Linked DNA regions of Homo sapiens: region 1 is linked to region 2. Evidence: chromatin loops called from intact Hi-C (ENCODE). Cell type or tissue: B cell. All regions are shown on one strand. Each heading gives the region's core, and the rest is flanking DNA. Links, peaks and the distances in the headings are about the cores only. Region 1 holds the start of ZNF844 (zinc finger protein 844). Region 2 has its middle 2.3 kb from the start of ZNF433-AS1.

Region 1 (2,903 bases), core at 318-2,817, 80 kb before region 2:
TTTAAATGATAATAGCTCTTCCTTAAACACTGCCTTCCTAAAGCTAATGAAAAACCATGAGTCGGGGCGGGGGGAACAGAGTGGGGAGCGATGAGGAGCCTGAATTTTGCTATGGTATAGACTGGTCCCAAGATACTTCTGCAGATAAGTGTTTTCAGGTTTTTTGCTTGTCTGACACCCATGGCTCCACTCAGGCCCACCAACCCTGCTCCTCTATAAGCAACTCAGCACTCAGGAGGACCATTTCCCACCACCTCTTCCCCGATTCTGCCTTTGAAAAACCCCTGGCCGAGTTCGGTGGCTCACACCTGTAAACCCAGCACTTTGGGGGGCCGAGGTGAGCAGATCGCTTGAGCCCAGGAGTTCAAGACCAGCCTGGGCAACATGGCGAAACCCCATCTCTACCAAAAATACAAAAATTAGCCGCCTGCGCCTGTAGTCCCAGCTACTCGGGAGGGTGAGGCAGCACAATCACCTGAGCTGCTGCTCAGGTGGGTCCAGGATGCAGTGAGCCGTGATCGCGCCATGCACTCCAACCTGGGCGACAGAGTGAGACCTTGTTTAAAAAACAATTTTTAGCCGGGCCAGGTGGCTCACGCCTGTAATCCTAGCCCTTTAGGAGGCCGATGCGGGCGGATCACCTGAGGTCAGGAGTTCAAGACCACCTTGGCCAACACGGTGAAACCCCGTCTTTACTGAAAATACAGAAATCAGCAGGGCGTGGTGGCGTGCCTGTAACCCCAGCTACTAGGGAAGCTGAGCAGAAGAATCGCTTGAATCCGGGAGGCAGAGGTTGCACTGAGCCCAGATCGTGTCATTGCACTCCAGCCTGGGCAAAAAAGAGCGAGACTCTGTCTTAAAAAAAAAAAAAAAAATTGTAAGAAAAAAATATTAAAGAAAAATCCCTAACTATAAGCCTTCGGGGAGACTGATTTGAGTGCTAACTCTGTCTCCGTCTTCGGCGTTGCGTGGTCCATCTCGTGTCAAACATTTTCTTTACTGCAATGCCCTGGTCTTTCTTTTTGCAGCACAGGCAGGAAGAACCCCTCAGGCGATTACAACAACAAAGCATCTAGTACACATTGATCATGATGTGAACAAAAACACGACAGCAGTTGCCAAGCTCTAAGCCACAGACAGCAGGGAAAACATTTATCCGCTGTCACAAGTTCTCCACGCTAGGCCAGGCGCGGTGGCTCACGCCTCTATTCCCAGCACCGGGCCTGTTTAAGTTTTAACAGGAGAAAGGGGGCACTGAGGGCCTCACAGCGCAGCTCCTCCCGCACGAGCCCCACACCCAAGGCGGGATTGCCCCCATGACCCTCCCGTGGCCCCGCACAATATGGAGAGGCTCCGGGCTGCGGGCGCGGAGCTGTCCAGAGAGGGCTCCCGGGCTGGGGCCGCAGTCGCCGCGCGGCGACGAGACAGGGCGCCCAGGGGTCCCGGCTGCCGGCCCAGCCGCACCCGGCGGCCGAATGGACCGAAGGCCGAGCTGCGCCAGCGGGGCTCGGGCCCCAGACCTCGAGTCGCCGCGGGGAGGTCCGGGTCCCGGCACAGCCGGTTCCAGCCAGTTCCAACCAGCCTCCGCCTACCCTCCCCCAAGTCTCGGGACTCCCAGCGGGGGCTCACACTCACCATTTCCTGGCTTTCAGGTGACTCCCACGTCCAAAGCAGTCACAACACAGACGACAGGGCGACAGAAGTATGGCGGTGGCAACCGGTCCCTCTCAGAGCAGGAAAAACGGGGTGCCAACCTCACCCGGCGGGAGGGGCCAAAGACTGAGGCGAACGGCAATGTGACCCGCGGATAAACAGTTGGCCGGGCCCCACCCCGGCGACTCTGATTGGGTGGAGCGCCAGGCCCCGCCCCCTGCATCCTGAGTGACAGCAGAAGTCCTGGGTAACAGGGCCAAGCAGAGCAGGACTGACCGCTTCAAGCCACAGTCCAAGGTCAAGTTCCCTCTCTACGCCCTGCTCTTTGAAAATTTGCATTTCGGCCAAACTTGCTCGTCTTAATTACTAGAAGTGGCTCTGTCAATGGTCTGTCCCTGCTTCTTCGTCCTGCACAGTGTCATAAGTGTGTGCAGGGAGTTCCAGACTCTATGTTTAATAGAGGTGAAAGCAATTAAAATATTTTATTCCAAAATATATTTATTTGGCAATTTCGAATGGCTGCAGCTTTGCCCTTGCACAACTGTCTTCTGGGGGGTGAAATTTGCGTCTATGGAGTATTTCCATTAGTGAAGCCATGCCCCCTCTCCCCTTTTCCCTTTCCCTGATCCGGGAGAAATTGAGAGTCTGACACTTTTAAAAGTCTGGAAAGCCGGGCGCGGCGGCTCACGCCTGTAATTTCAGCACTTTGGGAGGCCGAGGCGGGTATATCACCTGTGGTCGGGAGTTCGAGACCAGCCTGGCCAACATGGTGAAACCACATCTCTACTAAAATACAAAATATTAGCCAGTCGTGGTGGCGGACGCCTGTAATCCTAGCTATGTGGGAGGCTGAGGCAGGAGAATCACTTGAAGCTGGGAGGCGGAGGTTGCAGTGAGCCGAGATCATGCCACTGGACTCCAGCCTGGGCAACAAGAATGAAACTCCGTCTCAAAAAAAACAAAAACAAAAAAAGTCTGGAAAGAGGCCAGGCAAGGTGGCTGGGGCCTGTAATACCAGCACTTTAGGAGGCCAGGGCAGGAGAATCACTTTGGCCCAGGAGTCGAGGGCTGCAGTGAGCTGTGATTGCACCAGTACACTCCAGCCTGGGCAACAGAGTGAGACCAAAAAACAAAATAAGTAAGAAATTCTGGTTTTGCTTTTTTTTTTTTTTTTTTTTGAGATGGTGTCTTGCTCTGTTGCCCAGGCTGGAGTGAGTGACGCGATCTCGGCTCACCGCAAGCTCCGCCTC
Region 2 (2,903 bases), core at 221-2,720:
CCGTGACTCACGCCTCCTATCCCAGCAATTCCGGAGGCCGAGGCTGGAGGATCCCTTAAAGCAAGCTTGTCCAACCTATGGCCTGCGGGCTAAGGACGGCTTTGAATACAGCCCAACACAAATTAGTAAACTTTCTTAAAATATTTAAAAATTTTTTTTGCGATTTTCTGCCGTGCACTGTGGCTCACGCCTGTAATCCCAGCACTTTGGGAGGCCGAGGCAGGCAGATTACAAGGTCAGGAGTTCAAGACCAGCCTGGCCAATATGTGAAACCCCATCTCTACTAAAAATACAAAAATTAGCCAGGTGTGGTGGCAGGCGTCTGTAGTCCCAGGTACTCAGGAGGCTGAGGCAGGAGAATCGCTTGAACCCGAAGGTGGAGGTTGCAGTGAGCCAAGATTACACCACTACACTCCAGTGTGGGCGACAGAGTGAGACTCTGGCTAAAAAAAAAAAATACAGTTTTTTTGCGATTTTTTTTCTTTCTTTTCTTTTTTCTTTTTTCTTTTTTTTTTTTTAGCTCATCAGCTTTGTTTTATGTGTGGCCCAAGACAATTCTTCTTTCAGTGTGGCCCAGGGAAGGCAAAAGATTGGACATCCCTGCCTTAAAGCAAGGAGTTGAAGGCCTGGTCAACACAGGGAGACTCCCACCTTCATTATTTAAGTATCCAAATAAAAAGAAAAATGTTAAAAAGTTGGAAAAGAAGCATTTCTCTTCTCTCTGTGAGAGGCTTCATTTATATAACAGTCCATCTTTGCTAGCCAAGCCCCTTTCTTTCCCTCTCTCAGAAGATGTCTTGCCACTACATCCGATTTGCCAACATAACATGTGATTTTTGGACCATAATGAGTCTGCATTCTTTGCTGTCCTCAGGATGGTATATAAGCTTTTCTGTGTTATTGCTGGGGAGTCTTCATTCTGAAGGCTCTTGTGTGTATACACTAAATAAATTTGTATGCCTTTTCAGAGTTACTCCAACTGCCTCATGTCAATGAGTTTTCAGCAAACCTTTAGGACAGACACCAAGGGCCTATTGCCCCCACAAAGCCACCCCCTTTGCCTCAGAGCAGGAAGGGAACCCAGACCAGGCCAAGAATGACCACACCAGGAGGGAGAAGCAGATGTCCTCCAGAGAGCCAGAAATGCAGATGAGGCAAAGCCAAAGCATCCTCATCTTCGCTCCCCTCACCCCCACTCCGCGCCCCCTCACAGTGTAGAAATGCTCTCTCCTTCCAGATCTTCATTTTCCTCAGCAGGAAACTCTCACCTGGTGATAATTTAAGCTCTGACCTAAATAAACTGTCAATTTCATAAACCCTGTTATAAGACAAACCCAACAAGTCTCACTGAGGCTGACCTTCACAGATTTTCTTCATATGTAACAATTACATTCTGACCCCAGCGACCCTATACATGTCAAAACCAAAACACTTCCCAGAAAATGGCCCCAGGCTCCAGAAGGGCAACCTCAGAAAGGATGGAACCCCCTAAGCGCACCTGCACGTGGGTCTCCTGCTTTCCAGGGCCCTGCAGCTTCTCAGAATCCACACTCTCTGCAGCTGTTCTGGGCAGCTGGAGGCCACCTGCAGGGGAAGGCGGGGAGCCCCGGAAGCCCCCAAGGAACTCCCTTTCCCTTCCTTTGCAGGCCCACACTGGCCTCAGGCTCTGCTGCCCCCTGTAGGTTATTCAGCTGTTTCTCACTTCATTGATCAGTTTCATGAGACAAACACCCTCAATCCCACTGTGTGAATAAGACACCAATAGAGTCCCTGCTCTCCTCATGATTGTGTGTATAAAGTGGGGAAGACAAATTCTAAGATATTTAAATGCATTAAAAGACTTCTAAATCGCAACTTGGTAGTGGCAGCTGAGGGCCCTGCAGCAGCAGCTGTTCTAAAGCACAAGCCAGGCAGTGGGATTGGGGCTCCTGGGATGTGGTGCCTGAGGTGGAGAGAGGCAGCAGCGCCCACAGAGCTCGGGCATGGATCTGATGCCCACCAAAATGGTAGTACCCAAAGGAGAAAGTTCGCATTTTCGGCCGGGCGCAGTGGCTCACATCTGTAATCCCAGCATTTTGGGAGGCGTAGATGGGGGGATAACCTGAGGTCAGGAGTTGCAGACCATCCTGGCCAACATGACAAAACCCCATCTCTACTAAAAGTACAAAAATTAGCTGGGCATGGTGGCAGGTGCCTGTAATCCCAGCTACTCAGGAGGCTGAGGCAGGAGAATCACCTGAACCTGGGAGGTGGAGGTTGCAGTGAGCCGAGATCAGGCCACTGCACTCCAGCCTAGGCGACAAGAGTGAGACCCTTTCTCAGAAAAAAAAAGAAAAAACTTGCACTCATTCTCCAAGCCCACGTGTGATACAATTCTTCCAGTATACCAAGGCAAGAACCTTAGGATACAGAAAGCCCTCTGTCCTTGTGATAAGGCAGGGGTCTAATTGAGCATGGTTCATGGTAGCTTGGAATTCCTGGGCTCAAGCCATCCTCCTGCCTCAGCCTCCCAAATAGCAGGAACTACAGGCAAGTGCCACCATGCGCAGCTAACATTTTTTGTTAATGAGGTGATGTATCACCATGTTGCCTTGGCTGGTCTCACTCCTAGCCTCAAGCAATCATCTGGCTTTGGTCTCCCAAAGGGCTGGGAGTAGAGGTGTGAGCCACTGTGCCTAGCCTATGTCACATTTAAATATTATGTTTTTAGAGAAAATTTTCTAAGAGTAAATAAATGTGATGCTGGTCTTATTTCTTTTATTTGCATATTTTAAACATTTTCAGCCGGGCACAATGGCTCACGCCTGTAATTGCAGCACTTTGGGAGGCCAAGCCAGGCGGATCACCTGAGGACAGGAGTTCGAGACCAGCCCGACCAACATGGAGTAACCCCATCTCTACTA

The links. Hi-C counts contacts between places; a loop is a spot of excess contacts. Peaks named below come from ENCODE experiments on the same cell type or tissue, not always from the same donor. Only the 100,000 strongest peaks of a DNase experiment are listed, where the experiment ranks them.
Region 1: a loop joins it to region 2, with 6 times the contacts of the local background. A loop is called at or near these places in 3 of 110 quality-filtered maps.

Annotation. Positions count from the first base shown.
Region 1 is chr19:12,063,609-12,066,511 of GRCh38, reverse strand. It overlaps ZNF844 (zinc finger protein 844), which reads right to left and starts at 1,781. Exons shown (of 4, transcript NM_001136501.3): 1 at 1,636-1,781. The coding sequence starts at 1,638. RefSeq lists a silencer at 1,337-1,516 and an enhancer at 1,607-1,696. In B cell, for the core only: no CTCF peak of the experiment used is centred there; a DNase peak (open chromatin) is centred at 1,781; H3K4me3 peaks cover 1,766 bases; H3K27ac peaks cover 910 bases.
Region 2 is chr19:11,983,878-11,986,780 of GRCh38, reverse strand. No RefSeq gene overlaps it. Among named protein-coding and RNA genes, the nearest start is that of ZNF433-AS1, 2.3 kb to the left of the region's middle. In B cell, for the core only: a CTCF peak has its summit at 1,715 (motif pointing left); a DNase peak (open chromatin) is centred at 1,660.